3 separate regions of the Homo sapiens genome follow, and regions 2 and 3 are each linked to region 1. A link is a loop called in an ENCODE intact Hi-C map of the cell type or tissue named here. Cell type or tissue: mammary epithelial cell. All regions are shown on one strand.

The links. Hi-C counts contacts between places; a loop is a spot of excess contacts. Peaks named below come from ENCODE experiments on the same cell type or tissue, not always from the same donor. Only the 100,000 strongest peaks of a DNase experiment are listed, where the experiment ranks them.
Region 2: a loop joins it to region 1, with 11 times the contacts of the local background. A loop is called at or near these places in 2 of 110 quality-filtered maps.
Region 3: it touches region 1 in a loop (9-fold over the local background); 3 of 110 quality-filtered maps call a loop at or near these places.

Annotation. Positions count from the first base shown.
Region 1 is chr1:100,862,396-100,870,395 of GRCh38, forward strand. No RefSeq gene overlaps it. Among named protein-coding and RNA genes, the nearest start is that of EXTL2, 28 kb to the right of the region's middle. In mammary epithelial cell, CTCF peaks have their summits at 4,200 (motif pointing left) and 6,168 (motif pointing left); a DNase peak (open chromatin) is centred at 326; H3K27ac peaks cover 578 bases.
Region 2 is chr1:100,668,672-100,676,671 of GRCh38, forward strand. All of the region lies in intron 1 of LOC124904231 (a long non-coding RNA gene), which reads left to right. Among named protein-coding and RNA genes, the nearest start is that of LINC01349, 26 kb to the left of the region's middle. In mammary epithelial cell, a CTCF peak has its summit at 3,095; no DNase peak of the experiment used is centred here.
Region 3 is chr1:100,746,599-100,754,598 of GRCh38, forward strand. No RefSeq gene overlaps it. Among named protein-coding and RNA genes, the nearest start is that of VCAM1, 31 kb to the left of the region's middle. In mammary epithelial cell, no CTCF peak of the experiment used is centred here; no DNase peak of the experiment used is centred here.

The sequences.
Region 1 (8,000 bases):
AGAACCACTTCTCTGAATTAGTGCCAGCAATCTCTTAATTTGTCCCCCTGTCCCACTCTTGCCCTTCTAAAATCTACATCCTATACAGCATCCAGAGTGATCTTATTAAGCATATGAATCGTCATATCCCATCCCCGGTGAAAACATTTCAGAGGCTTCCTTTGTACTTAGTCCACAGCTCAAGATTCTGGCATTATTTCCTTCTACTCTCACCTTCAGTTACTGCTCTGCAGTCCTCTGGCATTCTTGTCATCCCCCAAACTTGCCAAGTTTATTCCTATATTGGGGCCTTTGCCCCTGATGTTCTCTCTGCCTGAAATTCTCTTCCCACAGAGCATGCCTTAACAACTCATCATTCAAACCACACCTCACATCCTCCTCCAGCTTTTCCTGAACCACCAGTGAAAGAAGTCTCCTATAGCTACTCTCCATCACATTACTCTATTTTCTTTATCGGGGCCAGAGATTATATCACGTATTTTCACCAACTTATTGTCCTCCTGTGAAAATATTTACTCCATGAGAGGAGGGGCTTTATTTGGACTTGTTTGCCTTTTGCCACTTTAACATTAATTTCCTGAAAAGTGCCTGACCAAAACAAGGATCTGGAAAATATGAACCAATATATTTTTGTCTGATTAATTAGCTGATTAAACACCTATGTGATTCAGCTTTGGGGTTTGGGGGCTGTGGCTAGAAAAATAAATAATAAGACACGGCTCCTGCCCTCAAGGAGTTAGATCCAATGGAGGTTTTGGAGAAGTAAAAAGGAAATTACAATATAGAATACGAAGTGCTACAATAGAGGGAAGCTTAACTCAGATCTAGGGCTTCAGAGACTTCCTAGGGAGGGTGACATGAGCAAATGCATCCAGAGGGGTGAGTGAGAGTTAGCTGGGTTAGTGGGTGCTAGAGTCTGAATTGTGTCCCCTCCCAAGTTCATATGTTGAAGCTCTAACTCCCAGTACCTCAGAATATTACTGTATTTGGAGATGGGGCCTTTAAAGAGGTAATTAACTTAAAATGAGGCTGTTAGGTTGAGCTCTAATCTAATCTGACTGATGTCTTTATTATAAGAAGAAGAAATGTGGATACTCAGAGAGACATCAGGGTTGTACACACAAAGGGAAGACCATGTAAGGCACAACAAGAAGGCAGCCATCTATAAGCCAAGGGGAGAGGACTGGAACGGATCTTCCCTCATAGCTCTCAGAAGAAACTGCCCCTGCTGACGCCTTGATCTTAGACTTCCAGCCTCCAGAACTGTGAGAAAATAAATGTCTGTTGTTTAAGCCACCCAGTCTGTGGTCCTTTTTAGGGTAGCCCTTGCAAATGAATACAGCAGAGTGGGAAACTGAGGTGTGTGGGTGGGGTGGGAAGCACCTGGGTGTGGAGCACAAGCTGTATGGTTGTTAGAGGGGAGGCTGGAGAGGTTGGGAGGTCTGAGCTCATTAGGCCTGACCAAATAAAGGCCAGGATAGGAGTGTGAGCACTATGGTGAAGATTCTCAAGAACACTGAAAAATCACAAGCAGCACAGTAAGGTGATCAGACTTGCCTCCGAGAAGAATTTTAGTGGTAGCGTGATGAGTAGAGTGTAGGTGAGGAACACCAGAGATCCTGAGAGCAACAAGGAAGCATGTAGCTTTGCAGTCCAACAGACTGAGGTTCCCATCCAGGCTCTGCCATTTAGAATCCCTATGACTTTGGACAAGTTCTTACCCCTCTTTGGCTTCTGTTTCCTCATTTGTAATTATAGGTATGATTCTTACCTCAGGGGATAATATGAGAATTAAATAAGACAGCATGTGTAAAATACTTGGCATAATACTTGACAAATTAGAAACAACGATTGCCGGTAGCTATTAGAATATCCAAGGCAGTAATAGTAGAGCTGGGAAAAAGGGACAAGCTTGAGCTATCTTAAAGATGAATAATCTTTAAAACTTGGCCATTGATTTTATGTTTGGTGGTGTGAGAGAAGATGAAGTAAAAAATAACATCTAGACTTTTGAGTCGGGCAGGTTTTGGATTGTAATGTCATTCACCAAAGTAGGAAATGAAAACAAAGAACCAGGGAGGGGAAGAGGATGAGTTTAATTTTGGATACGTTGAGTTTGAGGGATACTTGGTACATATCAGAAGAGTATCTCATAGAGAGTTGAATATAGAGATCTAGATTCAGGAAAGAGGCTTGGGCTAGAGACATAGACTAGATTGATAAAGCATTTCATTGAAAGTGTGCAGAGTGAGAAGAGAAGCAAAATAGAGGTAGAACTCCAGGGACATATCCACCATCAGAAGAAGAGAAGACAGGATAGGAGGCTAAAAAGGAGCCTACAAAGAGAAAGGAGAAAAAGAAAAAGTGAAGTCAAAGGGAGGAAAGACATTTGAAAAGAGAGTAGTTAACAGTGAAAAAGCCAAAGAGAAATCAAATAAGGTAAGAACCAAGCCATACCCACCAGACTGTGTAATGCCTAGATATCAGGCAAGACTTGGAAAAGGATGATTTTAGGGAGTGATAGGGATATAATCCCTATTGTAATGAGGTAAAGAAAAAATGAGAGGTGGGGAAGTGAATATTGTGAGCTTTATTGTTCCATTTTTATTTTATTTTATTATTTTAGAGATAAGGTCTTACTATGTTTCCCAGGCTGGTCTTGAACTCCTGGGCTCAAGTGATCCTCCTGCCTCAGCCTCCCAAAGTGCTGGGATTGTAGGCATGAGCCACCACACCTGGCCAATATTGTGAGTTTGAGAATGAGAGACAGAGAGAGAAAGAGAGAGAGAGAGAGAGAGAGAGAGAGAGAGAGAGAGAGAGAGAGAGAGAGAGATAAACTCTGTCTGTAGAAGAAAAATCCTTTTGTTCCCTCACCCTTCATAACTCCTTGTTTCCCACCATCCTAACCTGTATTCAGCCCAGGGGTTCTTAACCCTTAACCTTGGGTTCATAGATCCACCTCAAGTGGTTCACAAATAGAATTTAAGGGATCTATGTAATTTCAGAAAAAAATTACAACTTCAATTTCACTCGACTGAAATCTAGCATTTTCACCAATTGTGAATTTAGGCAAAAACTACAGAAGATCAGCAGTACCTGTGACTGTCAAAAATATTTTTTCATATCATGTTACAGTTGTCGCAGATTTCTCAAAATATCATTTACACTCTTCACTTTTATGAAATTATAAGTTATTTTAAGTCTGCTGCTAGATCTTATAAATAGTTTTAAATATTTTGATAACTATATTTAAATTCAATTAGTTTTCTTTGTAATCGTATGTGTTTTATGTTTTTAAAAACATTATTTGGAGAAAGGGTTGATAGGCATCCTCAAATGTCTTTGGCACAAAAAGGTTAAGACTTCCTGCTAGTTCATTCCGTAAGCTATGTATCTGCCCTATTATCTCAAATTTTTGGATTCTATATGCTGCTGCCCTTACTCTTCTATCTATAAGTCACAGTTATCCCATATGCTTTTCCAGGGAAAATAGGCATGTGTCTCTATGTGTTTTTCAATTGATCTCACCATCCCTTAGTCCTTTTACTTTTCACCTGGTCATAGAAACACCATCTGTTTTGAGATGGTAAAATTGTTTCAAATATTCATTTACATTTTTGTTCACCATCAACCAACATTTATTGAGCACAAGATGCTATGCTGCATGCTTGGGTACACAGCACTGGTATAACCTATGAATTTATGGTTTGAAGAGTAGTCAAAAGAGATGAGAAGTAGATTTATACATAAATAGTTATAAGACAGTGTGGAAGTTGCTTTACTTAGGATAACAAAGTTTTGTGGTATCGGAGTTGCCAGGGGAAGGCTTCAGGCAGGGAGTGACACAGAATGACGAGAATGTTGTTAAAGGACTGAGTGTGCCAAGACTGGGTAAGTAATGTTCATAAAGCCATTGCTTTGTTTCCTAAAAATCTTTGAAACATTAAACATCACGGAGTAAAAGATGTTTTTTTCATCTTGATATATAGATTTAATTAGCATACCTGATGAGGACTGAGAAAAAAATGGAGGACTAGGTTGAATTTTTAGGATATCTTCCTTCCTGTAAGCATTTACCGAGAGAAACAATGTTCATAATCGCTACAAATGAAAATATTAAGCCAACATTCATTTAAAAAAGCATTTGGATATGAGAATTATCAGGTTTCATAAATGAGTGAATGACACCTGCTGGCCACATAGAATAATTACCCTCTCTGAAGGAATGGTGAGTGCTAATAGTGAATACTGTGAACCCCATTTCTCTACCAAAGCAATTACATGTCATACTTGGGCTTTTCTTTAATGATCAGCAAGGGGGAGAATTTTTGGAACAGTGAACCTTATACTTTTTGGGGTTTGTTTTTCTAGCTTGAAGAGTTCAAGAAGTTTAAAGAATTTAAATGTTTACTGCAATTTATTTAATAGTAAGTTAACTGAGACTTGGAGAGAAGTAATGCCTCACTCAAGATCACACAAGCAGGTTGGCAAGCTAATACCAGAGCCCTGGTTTCTGTTCTCCTACATTCCCAGACTAGGCAAAGATTCGGGTTGTTTGTTAACTTTTCTTCTATCTCTTATTGTTTGGCTCAACTCTTCAGAAATTTTATTAATGGTGACGTCACTAATACTTTCTATATGTCTAATGTCTTTCACTTTTTAAAAAAGTCTGATTTGTTGAAGTAAGATTTACATAAAGTAAAATTCACCAATTTTAAGTGTACAATTCTATGAGTTTTGATAAATGTATATAGTCTTATCACCATTCACCACAATCAGATCTAGAATATATCTATCATCCCTGGAGATTTCCTCATGCCCTTTCATACCCAACCCCCCACTTCTACCTCCAGGCCCTGGCAATCACCGATCTGTTTTCTGTCCCTAGAGTATCGCCTTTTCCAGAATGTCATATACATGGAAGCATATGGTATATGGCTTTCTGTGTCTGTCTGCCTTCACTTGGCTTAATGCTTTGGAGGTTCAGCTATGCTGTTGCATGTAAAGGTAGTTTGTTTCTTTTTATTGCTGAGCAGCATGCTACTGTATGGATAAACCACAATATGTTTATCCTCTAACTAGCTGATGGAAATTTGGGTTGTTTTCAAATTTTGATGATTATGAACAAAGTTTTGATAAATATTTGAGTATAGGTCTTTGTGTGGACATATATTTAATACGTCTTAGGTAAATACCTAGGCATGGGATTGCTACTATATGGTGAGGGCATGTTTTACTTTATAAGAAATTATGGCTTTTGCTTTTCAAAAGTAATTGTACACATACTCCTTCATTTATTCTTAGTCTACTTCTCGTTGTGTGCCATATCATTGTTGTAGAAATATTTTGTATAAAATATAGTTTTAGCATTAAGTGTGATAAATGATGAGAGGCCTTTTCAATAAAAGGTCATAAAATAGCATTTTTAAAGGAATGGAATATTGCATAAAGGGAAGAGTACAGCCTTGGAACTATCTGAAGTTTGTCATTTTGGCTGCTGTGTAACTTTTATTAGAAAAATTACCTAACCTCTTTGAATGTTAGTTACTTTATCCTCAAGGTGTGGGTGACACAGGCCTCTACATGGCAGGGTTGTTACAAAGATTATATGGGATAATATAAGCTGAATGTTCAGCACATAATAGGTGCTGCTGTTATTGTCATTACAGTTACAATTTTTGCTGAATGCAAAAGGCTGCATTGTAGAAAACAAATGGTATCACATTACTAATGTTTAGTGTTCATTGGGAATTAATGGGTTCTTCCAAGGCTTTGTATACACCACTCAGAGACAATTAAGTTACATTTGACTCAAGTGTCTATGATATGTGAGTTTTTAAAATAACGTGCTAGTCTAACACTTCGCCACAGATTAGCATTTTGTATTTAATTAAGGTCATGTCTTCTATATGTCACTGAGAAATGCTATTGTCACAGAAATTATGATAACAAGGTGTCATAACTTATGTAATATGATTTACCTAGGCAAGGACCCATTTAATTTAACTTTTGAAGGATTGATATTTTCTATAGCTCTACTTAGATATTCTTAATCAAAAACATTGACAGTAGGTTTTTGACTTTGCTATTTTAAGACTACTTCACTTAGTTTACTGGCAGGTATTTAAACTACTAAAAATGTTAGTTAATTAGGTTGCACTGACATCTGCTGGTCAGACAGTAAATTCCATAAAAATCATGTTTCACCAGTGTAAATGAAATCAAATAATTTAATTGTTTTTACAATTCGTATTTGCATTCTGGGTTTAAAAAATTAGCTGCTGTATATGATCATTTCTGATTCATAGCTCAATTTGAGTCAAGTGGTTTGTTAGCCTGCTGTAACTGTCTTCGAGTTCTTCATAATGGCCAGTGGTATCCATTAAATAGCTTTGTTAAGAAGTAAAATATCTGTGAAATCACAACCTCTTCCAGTCGGTGTTTACCACTGCGTGATGACATCATCATCACGTATTTTGGCCCTAAAACGCAGCAAACAACTAGTGATGTTTATTAAGTTAGAATTCACTTGGAGACAGTGTTTCTGGGGAGATAGGATTAGGATGTAGGGGAGGTTCCAACAGAGCTAAACTCTACGGGATAATTTTTTCTTGCTGGGAAGTATAATATAGCTACTTTAAAACCTATTAATTCAATACTCACGTTTAGGGTTATGGAATTTTGAAACGGGAAATAAATTTCCTGACCATTTAGTTTGTCATTCTCTTTTGTATATGTGGAAATTGAGACCCAGATAAATTTAATTAACTTAGTCACCTAGCTGATACTAGAAAGAAAGTTCCCTGATTCTCCCATCGCAAGATTCTTTTCTATATAAATTGTCTTCACTAGCTGTATATTATTTATTGTTTAAACCAAAAATATTTGGACACACATACTCACACATAAGTATGCTTACCTGAGAATTTATATTTAGCTTATTTTAACTCAACCATGCCGACTTTCTCTGAGACATTATTAAAACACACAGCATATTATATAATATTTCTCTGTGGTGCTTCAGAAATATATATATTCATTCATATGTTCCCTCCCAGAAAATCAAGCTCCATTCTCTATTTCTTCAATATGTGAAAATAGAAAGAGGTATGTGGATGAGAAAAAGAAAATGAATCAAAAATAAACCTTAACCAGGGAAATTTCTGGCTCTTTGATGAGGTTGAGGGTCATAGCATCATGCATCAGATGTTTTATCAGAAATACAAGCACATTTTCCCTTAATGTTCTGTTCCAATAGGCATTGTTATACAGGATAAAACTTTAAAAATGCAACTTTCATTGTGATAAGTAGTGTGATATGATACAAGACTGATGAAATATTCCATAATATAATGCCAAATATATTTTTTCTCAACTTTAGCACTACTGACATTTTGGGACACTTAGTTCTTTGTGGTGAGGGCCTGTCTTGTGCATTGTGGGATGCTTAGCAGCATCTCTGGCCTCGACTCACTAGACGCCAGTAGCAAGCCCTCCATTGTAACAACCAAAAATGTCTCCAGACATTGCCAGATGTCCCCTCGGGGGCAAAATCAGTCCAGGTTAGGACCTACGGCTATAAAGTAAGACTGATTGCTTCAGATATATATATTTTTAAACTACTGAAAATATTCCAATCAAGAATTTGATTCTTTTTCCTTTTAGATAAAAGAAATATTGACATATGAAAAAGAAAAGAGACTTGAGGCCTCTCTAGATTAAATAAATACTTCATTTACATATTCCTTCTGAGCTAGAGCTAAAGTGGGCCCCTTAAATTGCTTTCAGTACTTGCATACTTACTCTCGCTTCTTTTTATACTCTAAGGTATAATTCTGACACAGTTACTACTTCACAACCAAGCTTTCTTTTTAACTGTTGGCCAAGCTGCTGTTTATCAGTGATGGCTTTTACAATATTCTTTAATTTTCCTGCTATTGCAAAGTTCTCTTTACACGTTATGGCCTGTGAATCTTGGGGCAGGTATTTTCATCCCTATT
Region 2 (8,000 bases), 190 kb before region 1:
GCAAAGGCAGGCACCCCTCCCCCAGCCTTGCTGCCACCTTGCAGTTTGATTTCAGACTGCTGTGCTAGCAATGAGCGAGGCTCTGTGGGCGTAGGACCTTCTGAGCCAGTGCAGGATATAATCTCCTGGTGTGCCCTTTGCTAAGACCATTGGAAAAGCGCAGTATTAGGTTGGGAGTGAACTGATTTTCCAGGTGCCGTCTGTCACCCCTTTCTTTGACTAGGAAAGGGAATTCCCTGACCCCTTGTGCTTCCTGGGTGAGGCGATGCCTCGCCCTGCTTTGGCTCATGCACGGTGCACTGTACCCACTGTCCTGCACCCACAGTATGACACTCCCCAGTGAGATGAACCAGGTACCTCAGTTGGAAATGCAGAAATCACCCATCTTCTGCATTGCTCATGCTTGCAGCTGTAGACTGGAGCTGTTCCTATTCGGCCATCTTGGCTCCCTTCTTTATTTTTTTAAAAGCTGTTATAAAAGTAATGTTTTCTCATCAGTTCAACTTCCCGTCAGTGTAACTTAGAATGAAGAAAGTGGTTTTTGCAAGAAGTATGATAGACGGATGTATAATTTTAATTTATTAATAACTCATACAAAATGATTTTTTTAAAGCAGCAAGACCTTGGGAGGTAAATGGGCAAAGGATGTGAATCTTCCATTCACATAATAAAAATATAACAATCCAGTAAATGTAAATGATCTCACTAGGACTCAAAGAAGTGCAAATTAAAACAAAAAGAAAATTACATTTTTGTCTTTTACATTAGCAAAAAACAGTTTTCTTTAAATCAGGTGCTAAGCAGAGTGAGACAGAATGAGCATCCTTATCAAATGGGTACAAAATTTCTGGAAAGCAATTTGGCAGTATACTTTAAAGTCTTTCAAATGTTTACACCCTATTTATTCTTCTAGGAATGTATAATGAGACAGCAATCAGAAACAGGTCTAAATATATTCACAAAGATGGTAAGTGGAAAAAAGTCAAGATACTAAATTTATATACTAGATTTCAGTTATGTAAAGAATTAAAAAAGATAAAATATGGCAAGATATTAATGGCTAATTTTTTTCCTGTTCTTTTACACTTGTATGTACTTTATGAATAAACATATTATTTTAATAATCAGAAAAAAATTTAGAAACTGAAAGGAAAAAAATGACCATAGGCTATTTTGACAGTTTCCATTTCCTTTCCAAAGAAATAGATGAAAAATTACTTACCACAAAAATCTGCCTTCATATGAGACTTACACACTAAAAATTATGTGTGTGGGAGCTTTTATATATTTGCATAGCATGATGCACAAAATAAAATATTTCATTTTGTTAGACGTAGGAAACTTAACATTCTTAAATTTTAGTTCTTGAATTTTACATTTTGGGGAAAATTGCTTTGAAGCTTGTTATTAATTATTATCATTTGACTCTTTTTTTAAAAAACACAGCACCTCATTGGTTAAATTTGCCCTCTTAAGCATTGTCTTCCTGGATGAGGAAGTTTTCATGTCCTTGCTAAAGATGGTATTAGTCAGCTCTTTATTTATTATCTCTTGCAAATAATAGTTGGATACAGTTCACATCATATAAACATTTATTTATTCAAAAATCCAACAGAGACTATATGCTGCTATGGAACAGTTGTATAATAAAAACATTGCAAAATCTCCTTTTAACAGGACTCTTCCTCTGTCCAATGCAATAGTGCTTCAGCATGGAGCAGTTTTCTGGAGGTCTTTGATTCTTTCTCTCGACCTCTCAATCTTATCTCCAGTCTTGACATTTTATTTTCTCTTACATTTTCTTAAAACAAACAAACAAACAAAAACACAACAGGCCTTGGCTTATGGCTTTGATATCAGAAATAAATCTAGTTAAAATTGATAGTTTATGTACTATATTTCTTATATATTTCAATAACTTCCTTATTATATTTATTGCTTGCATGTATTTACACTTTTTGTATTTTACTTTGGTGTGCTAATATAAAGGATATTGTTCAGGAACTTAAGCATCTTGCAGGCTCGTTAGGGATGGCAGGATGTGGGAGCAGGTATATAATCAGCATTTACAGTTTAAGGTGAAGAGTGTCAACCCTTTTTTAATTTAGCATAAGTTTATTGAGTGTGTGCCTTTGGCCAGAGAGAGTTCTGGGCATTGGATACAGTGCTGTACAAGGCATAGCCTCTGCCCCTGAATAACGTATTCAGGGTTGCTGGACTCTGAGACTGTGCAAGAGAGGTGAGCTTCCATTCACTGGCAATCCCACAAACATCTCAGATCCTTTCCCACTTATCCCCTATTCCTACTCCCAAACTCTAGCCAAATGAGCTTCTCAGTCTGTAGATCTGGAGTAAGAACTGGAACTTGATTTTTTTTTCTTTTCTTTTTTTTTTTTTAAAGCTCCCCCTGGTAATTCTGATGCCCAGTCAAGTTTGGAAACTACCATATGACCTAATAGCCTCAATGACCTCACATAGATATTATAGGAGAAATTGCTAGAAGCCAGAAGGAAAAGGTATCTGTGAATAATTTTTCCTCGCAACATCTTGCTGCTGTTAGAATTTTAAAATATAGATTATAAAATCATTGATGATATTGTCTGTAACTCAGTGCAGCTATGTAGATAAGACAACCCTGTGCTCTTCTAGAGGATCCTTAGCTTTTGTAATTTATTGAAATAATATTCAAGCAAAGTTATTTCTTTTGCTCTCATTTTTAAATAGCCTTCTTATGAAAATAATGGTGCAGTCCACTTTCTTATTGTTTGTTCAGTTGATACAAGCCTGTTATTCTTCTCTTTCGCCATTCCACAAATGTCCAATGCTTTCTTTCCTCTGGGCCTTTACACATGCTATGTCCATATCCATTCATTGGTTCATTCATACTCAGGTATCAAGTGTGGAAAACAATCCATTTTTGCACATACAAGAGCTAAAAAAAATGTAACTCCCATGCATCCTGTCACAGAAAGCTTTTGGGGAATATGTAAAACAAGGAAGAGAAAGACAAGGCTTGGGAAATGGCTAGCTAAGGAACAGTAGCCAAGGGAAGGAAGTATCAGAATGAAAACTGCTACAGCATGCAAAAGCCCAGAAGGGAGAGCTCTAGGGGAAAGAAAGAAAAAGGCTCTTGAAAAATAATATGGACAAACACATCCCAGATGTGATGGAATAATTAGTCATGGAGAAAACTTTGAAAATAAAAAAAAACAAAACAGGCTGTTGATAAAGGAAAGTATAATTCTTACATACTGTTTGGCTCAGCAGTGAATAACACTTACATCATTATTGTAGTACAACTATTGATTATTTACTTTACCATAAATCATGATATGGCTTTATTGGGATAAGGGGACAGGGGAACTGAGTGTGTGAGCAATGATGGTGTAAGGGCATTAAATGCAAAAAAAATCAATAGAGAAGATGTATATTTAATAAATCAAGAAATAACACACATATTGGAAAGTAATATAGAAAGAAATACTAGAAGAAATGGCTGTAAGAACTCAAAGTAGTTGCCTCAGTCAAGGGTGGGTAGGGAATAGGGGATGTTCAAACAGAACTGTGTTATTTTTCTACAAAAGTCTTTTAGGCTTTAAAAATATTTTTGTTTTTCTTTTACAAGCACATTTATTTCTTTGATTAAAAATGAATTGATATGTATGTATAAAGCAACTACCAGTACCTGGAAAAGTGCTTAACTCTGACCATGATATAAGAAAAGTGACAAAACATGATTCTGCTACTCCAGGACTATAAGTCACTTTGGATTATATAAGCTACAATGCTTATGTAAGAAACAATTAAAGAAAAAGTTGTGATCAAATCCGACAAGAACCCAAAGAAGTTTTGTATTCCAATTATATGAACTTTAGTGTTTAAAAAATGTATAAAACAAAAAGTCTTATTAAATTTATAATTTTTTTCCCTTACTCAAAGGATGGTAATAAAAATGAATTACTCTGTTTCAGCTCCTCCTTAAGGTTCTACAAATTTGGTCCCATTGAAGTCTCTCTGAAAGAGGAGTCTACTGAACAGCTAATCTCTACATTGCTACTGTAATGGCTGCCTTTGTAGTCTTCAGTCTTGGCTCTGTTTTTGTTTTTGTTTTTTGTGTTTTTTTGAGTTATTAAGTGCTTACTTAATACCAGGCACTTTTGTTTTTAGGAGAGGAGCATTGAGTTCATGTTCCCTTTTGCCCAATGACTCTCTGAAAAGATGCTGCAGAGATGGCTAAAGAAGAACAGACAAATAAGGAAATCAAAACAAAAGAGTCAGAGGAATGAAGGGCGAAAATGTTGAAGAATACAAATATTGTGTTTGTCAGGACTTTGGGGAGAGTTTCATAAATGTATTTCTTGCCATCGTTGCATATTTTACTTGGACATCCTGTCACTTCCTCTGTCCCCTCTATAACAGAAATATTTGTTAGAAAGGTTAAAATCACTAAAAAAGTTGTTTATGTGGCATGTTTCTTAGTAAGAGGTCTTCTATTCCTCTGAAAAATGTTAAATTACAGTGGTCAACTAAGCCTATAGAAGGATTAAGCAGGCACAGGTTAGAAGGCATCAAATATACTTAAAATTTTTTTAGATAGAAAATCTCTGGAGGAAAGATGTATCTCAGAGATCAACCCTTATGTATATGCTAAAAGTTTTTCCCCAGCATTAACAATACCAACAGTCTGAAAGCCTGAGCACTATACATTAGGTTGGTACAAAAGTAATTGCAGTTTTTGCTATTACTTTTAATGGCAAAACCCATAATTACTTTTGCAGCAACCTAACAGCTTTTTAGACAAGTGGATTGGAAAGGTAATATACACATATGAAATACATTTTGGAAATAGAAGGCAAATATACAGAATAAAGCAACCAGCTCTTGTAATCACAATGCTTACAGTAGATTACAGTTAACTTTTTAAGTGATACATGTATTAAGTAAATATATATCATATATATGAGAAAAAGAAGTGTGATATTGTGTATATATGATCTGCTCCCATGCTTTTCTTCCACTGACATTCTGATCTACTTTTTTTGTGCTGGACCAACTTGTCAAGAATTTGGGGTATTTAATCCAGGCATGACGGAACAAGGCAAAGCTTTAAAGAAATCCAGTTGTCTTTTACATCTAGACCTGAAAACCTGTGGTATTTAGTCTCCACAAGAGTTGGAAATCAAGTTGGAGACAAATTATTCTGTGACTATTCATTTAGTTAAAGCAGATAACATATGAAAAAATTAAAAAGTTAGGTATTATCTATTTAGGTATGACCCTATCCTGGAAGGATTTATGGCCAATAAATATTAGATAGTAGATATTGTAACAGAGGGCTAAACATTTTCATAAAAAGTTTTTAAAAATTCATTATGATAAATATACATGTGAAGTTTACCATTTCTACCATCTTAATGTACAGTTCTGTGACATTAAGTGCGTTCACTTGGTTGTGCAACCATCCCCACCATCCATCTCCAGAACTTTTTCATATTCCTCAACTGAAACTCTGTACTTATTAAACAATAACTCCCTATTCCCTCACCCCCTTTCCCCTGTTGACCACCATTCTACTTTCTGTCTCCCTAAATTTGACTACTCTATGTACCTTATATAAGTGAAATCATACAATATTTGTCTTTTTGTGACTAGCTTGTTTCATTTAGCACAATTCTTCAAGATTCATTCATGTTTTAGTATGTGTCAGAATTTCCTTCCTTTTTAAGGCTGAATAATATTGCATATTGTGTGTAGACTGCATTTTGTTTATCCATTCATTTGTTGAATTATAAAATTTTAAATGTAATAGTCACTCATGTGTTGAAACTTTCTCTTCCCTCGACTCTGTGACAGAGTCGGCTGGGTGATGACCAAATTTGTGATCCCCTCCACGGTGTAGAGTTGTTGGACAGCAGTGCCCAGACAGGGACTAACTTTCTGACTCCCTCGTATGTCTAGGTGGGTTTCATGACAAGCAGCTGCCCATGGAATGTGAGAGGAAGTGTGTGCATTGTATCTGAGTATGCATGATACTCTAAACATCTGCTGACAGGGTGGTACCTGGACAACTTTGAAACCATGAGATGGCAGAGCCACAAGGTGGAAGGAGTCTGGGTCTATGAGTCATCACTTTGAGGGGAGCCTCTCAAGAAGCCCTTCCTACTAGGAATTACATTGGATTTTGTATAAGTGAGAATTTTATATGTTAAGCCATTGAGATTTGGGAGCGATTAATCAATCCTGTCTAATGCAACTTTCAAGTCCATCTGTTTCAAGTTTCTTCTATTTTCCAATTCTTCTTTCTCAGTGTCCATTGCTGACTTTGCTTTCCTCTGCCTTATCTCCTGCTTTATAGTCACTGGGCCATATAGATCATACTTTTTAAAATAGTGCCTGTATCAATTTTCTCCTACCTAAATGTTCTTTTTTTTTCTTTTTTTCTTTTTTTTTTGAGACAGAGTCTCATTCTGTCCCCAGGCTGGAGTGCACTGGTGTGATCTCGTCTTGCTGCAACCTCTGCCTCTTGGGTTCAAGCGATTCTCCTGCCTCAGCCTCCCAAGTAGCTGGGACTATAGGCATGCACCACCACGCCCAGCTAATTTTTGTATTTTTAGTAGAGATGGGGTTTCACCATGTTGGCCAAGATGGCCTCAATCTCCTGACCTTGTGATCCGCTCGCCTTGGCCTCCCAAAGTGCTGGGATTACAGGCGTGAGCCACCGCACCTGGCCAAATGTTCTTTATGCTTTAATTCAAGCAAAGGCAGACCAAGGGGTAAGGTCGTGCCAGCTAGGAGCTTGGGATGCTAATCTATAAGTGGTGCTTACAGACCATTGTACCTCTTGTATATACCAATAGCCTTCAAAGGAGGATACTGCATTGATTGAAAGAAGTACACTGAAAAGCCTTTGGGTGAGGGCTGAAACCTTCATGGGGCCTGCTTCAGTTGCAGCCAACAGTTACTAAACTGCATTAGGAAGCAAATGGGTTCTGGATAATGTAGAGCTCTGATTTTGTGTGTGGGGACTAGCAACCAGCTCCTTCTATGAACAAATGTTGAGCAAATATTTTAAAAACATCAGTTTGCAGGAAAGAGGAATAATCAGCCTACTCAAGTTCCCTGCATAATCTTAGTTCAGGCTACCAACTTTTCTTGCTATGTTTTGGGCTATTTCATTTCACTCCAAATTGTCTTTCTCCCCTTCATCCTCCTCACTGCTGCCCGAGTGATCTTTCTAAAGCACAACTCTGATCATGTTATCTCTTCCATTAAAACTCTGAGGCTTCTCTTTGCTGAGGGTGGATATTCTTAGAATCGATCTGTCTGACCAGCCACTGGGAAGCAAGTAGGTGAGAAAAACCATTTAAATAGAGCAGGTTATAATGCCTTCATCCCAAATTATAAGCTTATGCCAGAGAATGAAAATAATGTGGAAGATGTGAATCTTATATGTCTGGCTGTTTCTCACCTCCAAATCTTTGCTCAGATTGTCCTTTCTTCCAAAATTCCAGGAGAATATTTACTCACCTTGCAAGTCTCAGCTCAAGGGTTATCCCTTCTATGAAATCTTTCCTGACAAGTTTCCTACTCCTCATTATCTGTTTCTTTTTGTTTTTTCTTCCTCTCCAAATCTAGAAAGTGGTTGAGAGGCAGAAAAGTTTACGGTTTTCTAGCATTTAACAAAGGCTCCATGACCGTGTGAGAATGGTTTTTATAGCACTATCATTTTGAAGGAAGGTGTATATGCCTGTTACACTGAAAGTGTTTGGCAGCTTCACAGTGCTTCATGTCTAATGCATATGGAGATCATTGGCAATTGCTCCCTACTGGACTCCAAGACTGCAGTATGTGTATAGAGATGGGAAACAGGCCCATCCTGTGGGCTAAACTCAAGAGTTTAAATATCTCCTTTGAGCAGAGGAAGGCTCATTTATCGTTTCCTCTTCCTGAATTCCCTTGTTCATTTGGGTGCTATCAATCATCCTTTTGTTAGGAAAAAG
Region 3 (8,000 bases), 120 kb before region 1:
GCCTTTAAAGGGACGTCACAGAAATGAGATGGGTAAAGGAAGGCAGGCAAGTCTTAGACCTGGATGGTAGCTGACAACTTTGGGGAAGAAGAAAACTTTTTTCCCTGACTCTCCTGGTCTCTGAAGTGGGAGTGATTGCTGTTGGATGCAATCACCTTCTCTGGCTGACTGCCATTAAAGTGAAGCATAGAAGATACTTGCCAGGGCTTTCCCTCTGCAGCAGATATTGTTTATAAATCGGAATATGAAACTATCTCATTTATTTGTCCAATATTCTACTGGGAAGGAAGTAAATGGTTGATTTCAGTGGAGATACACTAGCACTTTCATAATATTATAATATTATATCAGTAAACTTTTAGTAACCTCATAGATTTCATTGTCTGGTTTTCTTAGAAATGGATTCAAATCTCACTGTAGACTTTTGATAGTATTGGTTCTCAGCTGCTAGAATATTTTCTGAATTTATGGGAAACTTGCAATCTCTTATTCTGATTTTGTGGTAGTCAAACCATGACTAAATAACAGGTTGAAAAAATTCATGGCAGTCTACATCATGTAACCATCACCATCACCTTTTCTGCTCTGGATGAATAATGTAGGAAAATTATCAGACAGAAATCAAGATTGCTTACAAATAAAGAAAAGTCTATACAGGCTCACAAACATTTCTTGAGGAAATGCATGTTCAAATAATGATCTAACAAAGAAATTTTTTAAAGTCTGTTTCCCATATTGAATCCTCAGAAATGTCTCTTTTGCTCTGCTAATTGCAGATTTGGGGAATATGCTAGTACCAATCAAAGTGACCACTAAAATTACTGGGGAAGGCAATAACTGGGGTCAATCATCTTATATATTAAGGAGCTTCAGTTTTCTTTTGTGTAAAATTAAGAGTTTTGGCCAGATAAACTTTAAGATCCCTTCCAATGGGTAACTTTTTCCCCTCACTTTATTTTAGATAAAGTTTTCTTACATTTAGCCAAACAGAGGCCTAGGGAATCTTTTTTGTATCCTTTGCTTAATCAACTTCAATGGAGTCTTGAGGAGAAAAATAAAATATTTAAACTAATCCTAACACTAACAAGTAATTTCTGCTATGGATTCATAATGGCCAGGCTTCCCTGCAGAGAGAAAAGGAACATTTGTAATGCTCTTGGGAAAAGCTTTTGTTTTAGTCACAATGATAGTGAAAATTTCACTTCTGAAAAAAAAAAAAAAGAAAAAAAAAAGTGTGCCCTGGCTTTTCAGGCTTTGCTGCTATTGAAGAGCATGGTTTCTCTCAAAAGGGGCTAATCTGCAAGGCTTGCTTGAGAAGAGTATAACAAATTGAATGGAACCAAATGTCTGGGTTTTTTAGTGAAGAACAATGCTATCAGGAGAGAGCATTTTATTGTTTTTAGTTCTTTTCTCATTGAAAGGGACTTTGGGGGCATTATGGAGCAGTAAAACATTGCAAAGGCAATGTTTCAGTCTTGAAAAGAAGAAGAATGAGGAGACGACATTGATTTTGTGGGTAAGGCGGGCATGGTGAATCACCACTAAATTGAATTGTATTGTGATGAATTTTAACTAACTTTCTCAAATGAAAGTTTTAGTCTATGTAAAAAGATTTTTAAAATCAGAATTTGTAATTAAGACTGTTATGACTACTTTTCTTCTTTTCTTTAATCCAGCCTGCATGCAATTACAATTCATTCAATTACCAGGACATTGAATATTATTATGCTAAATCTAACAAGAAGGACTATTAAATATAGAACCTTGAATGCATGATAAAAATGAACATTATTACTTTGGCTTGGGGTCATATCTGGTACTTAGAAATTTAGAAATATTCACATGAATCCTACTTAAAAAGCAGCAGACTCAAGGAGTTGCTTTTCACTGGGATTTCTGTCGTTGTCTTGCCAAGTTTTATGGACACTCGACATTTTTGTGAAAATAATTTCATGCTCCCAGGCAGAAAACTGAAAAAGCCAGTTTATTTTGCCTTGTGACAATCTCATAAAGCCTTGCTTCTTATTTGTTTGAGTTCCTCTTATTTAAATGGTCTAGTCATTTTTGAGTTAACTCTTAATGTTACACACTTGCCATTTACTAGTGTCCTGGCAGTATTTCCCAACTCTCCTCATCATGAGAATTTCATGGGGTACTCATTAAAAATAGAGAGTCTTGTGCACTATTCCAAACCTACTGTTATAGACTCCGTTAGGTGGGGCCTGGAAATTAAATTTTTAAAAATATCCGCAGTGATTTTTATGCCTATATTTGGGAAACACTGTTCTAATAAAAGTAAGTGTTTACCCTAGAAGGTATTAATTGAACCTTGAGTTTTGAAAAGACCTTTCCTGTCTAAGGCTAAGCTTTTTTTTTTTTTTTTTTTTTTTTTTTGAGAGAGAACCTCACTCTGTTGCCCAGACTGGAGTACAGTGGTGCGATCTTGGCTCACTGCAACCTCCAACTCCCGGGTTCAAGCAATTCTCCTGCCTCAGCCTCCCGAGTAGCCTGGACTACAGGTGCCCACCACTACACCCAGTTATTTTTTGTATCTTTTGTAGAGACAGGGTTTCACTGTGTTGGCCAGGCTGGTCTCAAACTCCTGACCTCAGGTGATCCGCCCACCTCAGCCTCCCAAAGTGCTGGAATTACAGGCTTGAGCCACCACACTCAGCCATTAAACTTTCTTTCAAATTTACAACTGCCTCTTCTTATATTTTCTGGAAACAGTCTCTCATTCAAACACTTTTTCCTGTCTTCAACCCCTATCTCTACCAGCCCTTATAAGACTAGTTCACTAGTAATATTTTCTTAACTAATAAAATGGGGATAATTTTGAAATGTAAAGCTATTTTCATTTCTGATAATCTCTAATTTCTGCTTGTCCCACAGTTTCTCCACTCAGCCATTCATTGTTTCATGGAGGCAGAGAGAAGCCAGGTGAGAAAGAATCATTGCTCAGTTTGAGATTTCAACCAGATTTATTTAAATCCACAGGAATACAATGGCTTTATAAGGAAGACTATATAGAAAGTAAGACACTTTTCTACATTCCAGAAATTCTTCTAATATAGTAAGAGCTTCAAGATATAGTGTAATAAACCAGAATATAGAGAAGATGAAAAATGTACAGTAGGCCCCTGATACACAGATGGGGAGAAAGCTCTTCTACTACTGGGAAGAGAAGCCAAGAAAGAAAAAAGTGACAAGATATTAAACACAAATGTCCTTGCTGCTCTCTGCTTTGGGATCAAATATGGGAGGGGCAATGGAGTAGAATCATTTAAATATTTTTGAGGGAACTAAAGAAGCATTGGAATTAGTACTCCCCTTCCCCACAAGTGGAAGCTTCTCAAAGAAGACTTGCATTTTCTAATGCAGCATGGGAGCAATAGAGAAGCATAGGAAAAGAGGCCTGAGGAGGTTAGCGGACAAGAAGTGACCTGGAACTGGAATTAGAAAACCACAAAGTGTGGGAACATTATGACCAGACAAAATGGCAAGGTCTACAGTTCTCAGTAGTTAATAATGTGATGCCAAGATTAGGCGGGACCAGCTACACTGGCAACACTGCACAGGACAATGGTTATCCAGCAGAGGTCAGAATGCGCCAGCAACAGCTTGGGGAGCACAAGACTCCCACTGCCTCCATATGCCCCATGGCACCCGGGAGGAGGAAAGGAGGGCAGGGAAGGAATATTGAAAGGATCGGTAAATATGAAAAAATGCTTTTAAAGTGAAAGAAATGCTTTCAATTAATTGAAGTACTTTTTCTGGTATCAACAGAAATGATGAGTCATGGCAAGAGCAAATCAATGCTAGGTAATAAAGGTTTTTTTGCACATCTGAATTGTAGTGTGAAAATTTCAGCCTGTCATAGCACCAAATGCAATCTGTTTTTATTCGTCCTGTTTTCAGCGTTGATAGTTGACCACTCCGTAATCCTTAAATCTATTTTTATTACATCACATTATACTAGTTTTTCTCTTGTTTCTCTGGCTCTTACTTCCCTCACAACCTTCTTTCATGTATTCTTTGAATGTTGTACCATGGATTCCATACTCAGTTCTCCTTTCATTTTAGATACTCTCCCCTGATGACCTCATCTTTCTTACGGTTTCAATGGTCATAATTTCAAATATACATTCTAAGACTCAGCCTCTCTGCTTCCTGAGATCTATTGGTCATCTCCATAGATATCTCATAAGCATCTCAATTTCCATCTGCCTCAAACTGTTCCCCTAGTTGTTCACAGAATGAGCTGGAAAGTGTTCTTTCCTGTTCAATTTTCTGTAACATTTTCTGGAGAATTAGTAATATTTCTTCCTTAAATGCTTTGTAGAATTTATCAGTAAACAATCTTGATCTAAAGTTTTTTGGTGGAAGATTATTAACCAAAAATTTAATTTTAAAAACATATACAGGGCTATTTAGTCTATCAATTTCTTTTTAAGTGAGCTTTGGTAGTTGTGACTTTCAAGACAATTGTCTATCCCATCTAAGTTTTAACATTTATTGGCATTAAGTTGTTCCTGATATTCCCTTATTACTATTTTAATGTTTGTAATGTCTATAGTGATGTTTCTTCTTTTTGCCTGACCAGATTGGCTAGAGAGTTACAAATATTATTAGTGCTCCCAAAGAATCAGCTTTGATTTCACTGATTTTCTCTTTTATTTATATGTTGACAAATTTATTGATTTCTGCTCTAATTTTTATTACCTTTATTACCTTTCTGTTTTCTTTGGATTTGCTTTTTTTTTTTTTTTTTAAGTTTCTTAAATTTAACGTGGAGGCCATTTGTTTCAGACCTTTCTTTTCTTATGTAGGCTGTTAGTACTAAATAGTTCTCCCTGAAGACTACTTTAGTTGTATTCCAGACATTTTGATATGATATTTCATTCAATTCAATGTGCTTTCTGATTTCCATTTGAATTGCTTTTTTATTCATGGGTTATTTAGAAGTATTACTTGGTAATTGTACATTTTATGGTTTTCTATATATCTTTTGATTAATGATATCCAGTTTAATTCAGTTTTTGTCAGAGAACATATAATGTATGAATGTAATCATTTTACATTTATTGAGACTTGTTCTATGGCCAGAATATGACATATCTTAATAAATGTTCCATGTGCATGAAAAGAATGTGTAGTTTGCTGCTGTGGGTGGATTGTCCCATAAATGTGTATTAAATTGGTTGATAGTATTGTTCAAGTCTTTACAGTTTTGTCCAATTTTTATATCAATTAATTAGAGAGGGATCTTGAAATCTCCAACTATATTTTTAGATTTATTTGTTTCTCCTCTCTGTTCTATCAATTTTGCTTCATGTACTTCTAAGTTCTCTTATTAGGTAAATAGTTGTTTATGATTTTTATATCCTCTTGATGAATTATGAAAATTGATTAATTTTCATAATTATGTAAAAACCTATTTCCTTGTAAGAATTTTTGCTCTGAAACCTAATTTGTGTCATATGAATATAGTCACTCAAGCTGTCTTTTAGTTAGTATTAGCATGTTACAATTTTCTATCCATTGAGTGTCAACCTATTTGTGCATTTATATTTAGAGTGGATTTATTGCCGACATAATATAATTGGAACTTGCTTTTCTTGCTAACATGACAATCTTTCCCTTTTAATTGAAATCTTTAGACATTTGTATTTATTGTTATTGATATGGTTAGTTGAGTTTAAATCTATCATTATGTTATTTGTTTTATATGTGTCCTTTTGTTGTTTTATTCTTACTTTATTGTGGCAAGAACAGTTAATATGAATCTACCTTCTTAATAGATCTTTAAGTGTACAATACAACATTGTTAACCAGAGGTACAATTTTGTAAAGGAGATCTCTAGAGCTTATTTATTTTGCATTATTGAAGCATCATACTACTGATTAGCAACTCCCCATTTCTCCTTTACTCCAGCCCCTGAAAACCACCATTCTATTCTGCTTCTATCAGACTATTTTAGATACTTATATAGTGGAGTCATGTGGTATTTGTATCGGACTGATTTCTTTCACTTAGCATAATGTCCTCCATGCTGTCACATATTGCAGGATTTCCTTCTTTTTTAAGGCTAATATTCCGTTACATGTATGTGTCACATTTTCTTTATTCATTCATCCATCAGTGGGCGTTTAGGTTGTTCCTACATCTTGGCTATTTTGAATAGTGCTGCAATGAACATGAGAGTGCTAATTTTCCTTGAGATTCTGATTTCAATTCTTCTGAATAAATACCCAGAAGTAGAATTGCTGGATCATGTGGGAATTCTATTTTTAATTTTTTGAGGAACCTCTGTACTGTTTTCCATAATGACTGTATCATTTTGCATTCTTATCAGCAGTATGCAAAGATTCCAGTTTCTCCGCACCCTTGCCAACACTTACTGTCATATATATTCTAACGGGAGTGAGGCAATATCTCATTGTGGTTTTGATTTTCATTTCCTTGATGATTAGCGCCATTGAGCATCTTTTTACATATGCGTTGTCCATTTCTATGTCTTCTTTGGAAAAAATGTCTGTTCAAGTCCAGAGCTTAGTTTTTAAACCGGGTTGATAGTTTCCTTTGCTATTGAGTTGTAAGAGTTTCTAATATCTTTTGGAAATTAACCCATTATCAGATATTTGGTTTGCAAATATTTTCTCCAATTCCATAGGTGCCTTTTCATTTTGTTGTTTGTGTTCTTTACTGTGTGGAAACCTTTTAATGTGATATAGTCCCACTTGTCTATTTTCAATTTCTGCTTGTGTTTTTGGTGTTATAATTATAAATTCATTGCCAGGACCAATGCCATGAATTTTTTCCCCAATCTTTTCTTCTAGGAGTTTTATACTTTCAAGGCTTACATTTAAGTCTTTAATCCATTTTGAGTTGATTTTTGTTTATGGTGTAGGATGAATCCCATCTGTTCTTTACTCCATATTTCCTCTTTTCTCTGCCTTCTTTTGGATAGATAGTGTATATTTTTTACAATTCTATTTTATCTTCTTTGTTAGCTTAATTGTTATTATTTTATGTTTTGGTTTTTAGTAATTGCTTTAGGGGTTATCGTGCATGCCTTTAATTTATCACAATTTACCTTCAAATGATATTATGCCACTTCACATAGAAGAACTTTACAACAGAACTTCTTTACACTTCCTGTTCCCTTTCAGCCTTTGTGCTGTAGGACATTTTAATTCTAGAGATGTATTCAACCCAAAAATATATTGTTTTCATTTTTACTATAGGCAATCAATTGTCTCTTAAAGGTATCTGAAAATTAAGAAAAACTTTATAGTTAACCACATATTTACCGTTTTCAGTACTCATTATTCTTTTCTGTAGATTTAAATTTTCCTCTGATATCTCTTTCCATCTGAAGACCTTCCATTATCATTTCTCACAGTATATGTTTGCTTATCACTAATTCTTTCAGTGTTTTATGTATGAGAAAGCCTTTTGTGTGTGTGTTTCATTTTGAACGGTACTTTTATTGGTATCAAAATATATTCTAAGTTGACAGTTTTTTTTCCTTTCAGTCCTATGAAAACGTTCCACTGTTTTCTGAATTCCATTGATCACCGAAATATTGTTAGCCAAATTTAGAACTTAACTGTAGCATCTGTGTACTATTTTACGGCCTATTTTGTTTGTTTACTATTTCTCCCTTGTTTACATTTGTATACAAGTTTGAATTTGCATTTTTTGTCTCAATGTGTTTTTTTCTTTATGTGTACATTTTATTAAAAACATTTTTATTAGTTACTTCAAACATTTTATGAAAAGGCCAGAATATAGAGAAGTAAACCAACAAATAAAATAGTTGTACTTACATGGTACCTTGGAAGCATAAGCATAAATAAAATAGTATAGATGAAGTTTTTATATTAGCTCACTGCTGTATCTTAGAGAAGGCCCACGGAGTTGGTGAATAAGATAAATGTGGTTGAAAAGGACAACAAGAAATCTCTAGAGCCTAAGTGCTGTCCAATGAATAGAG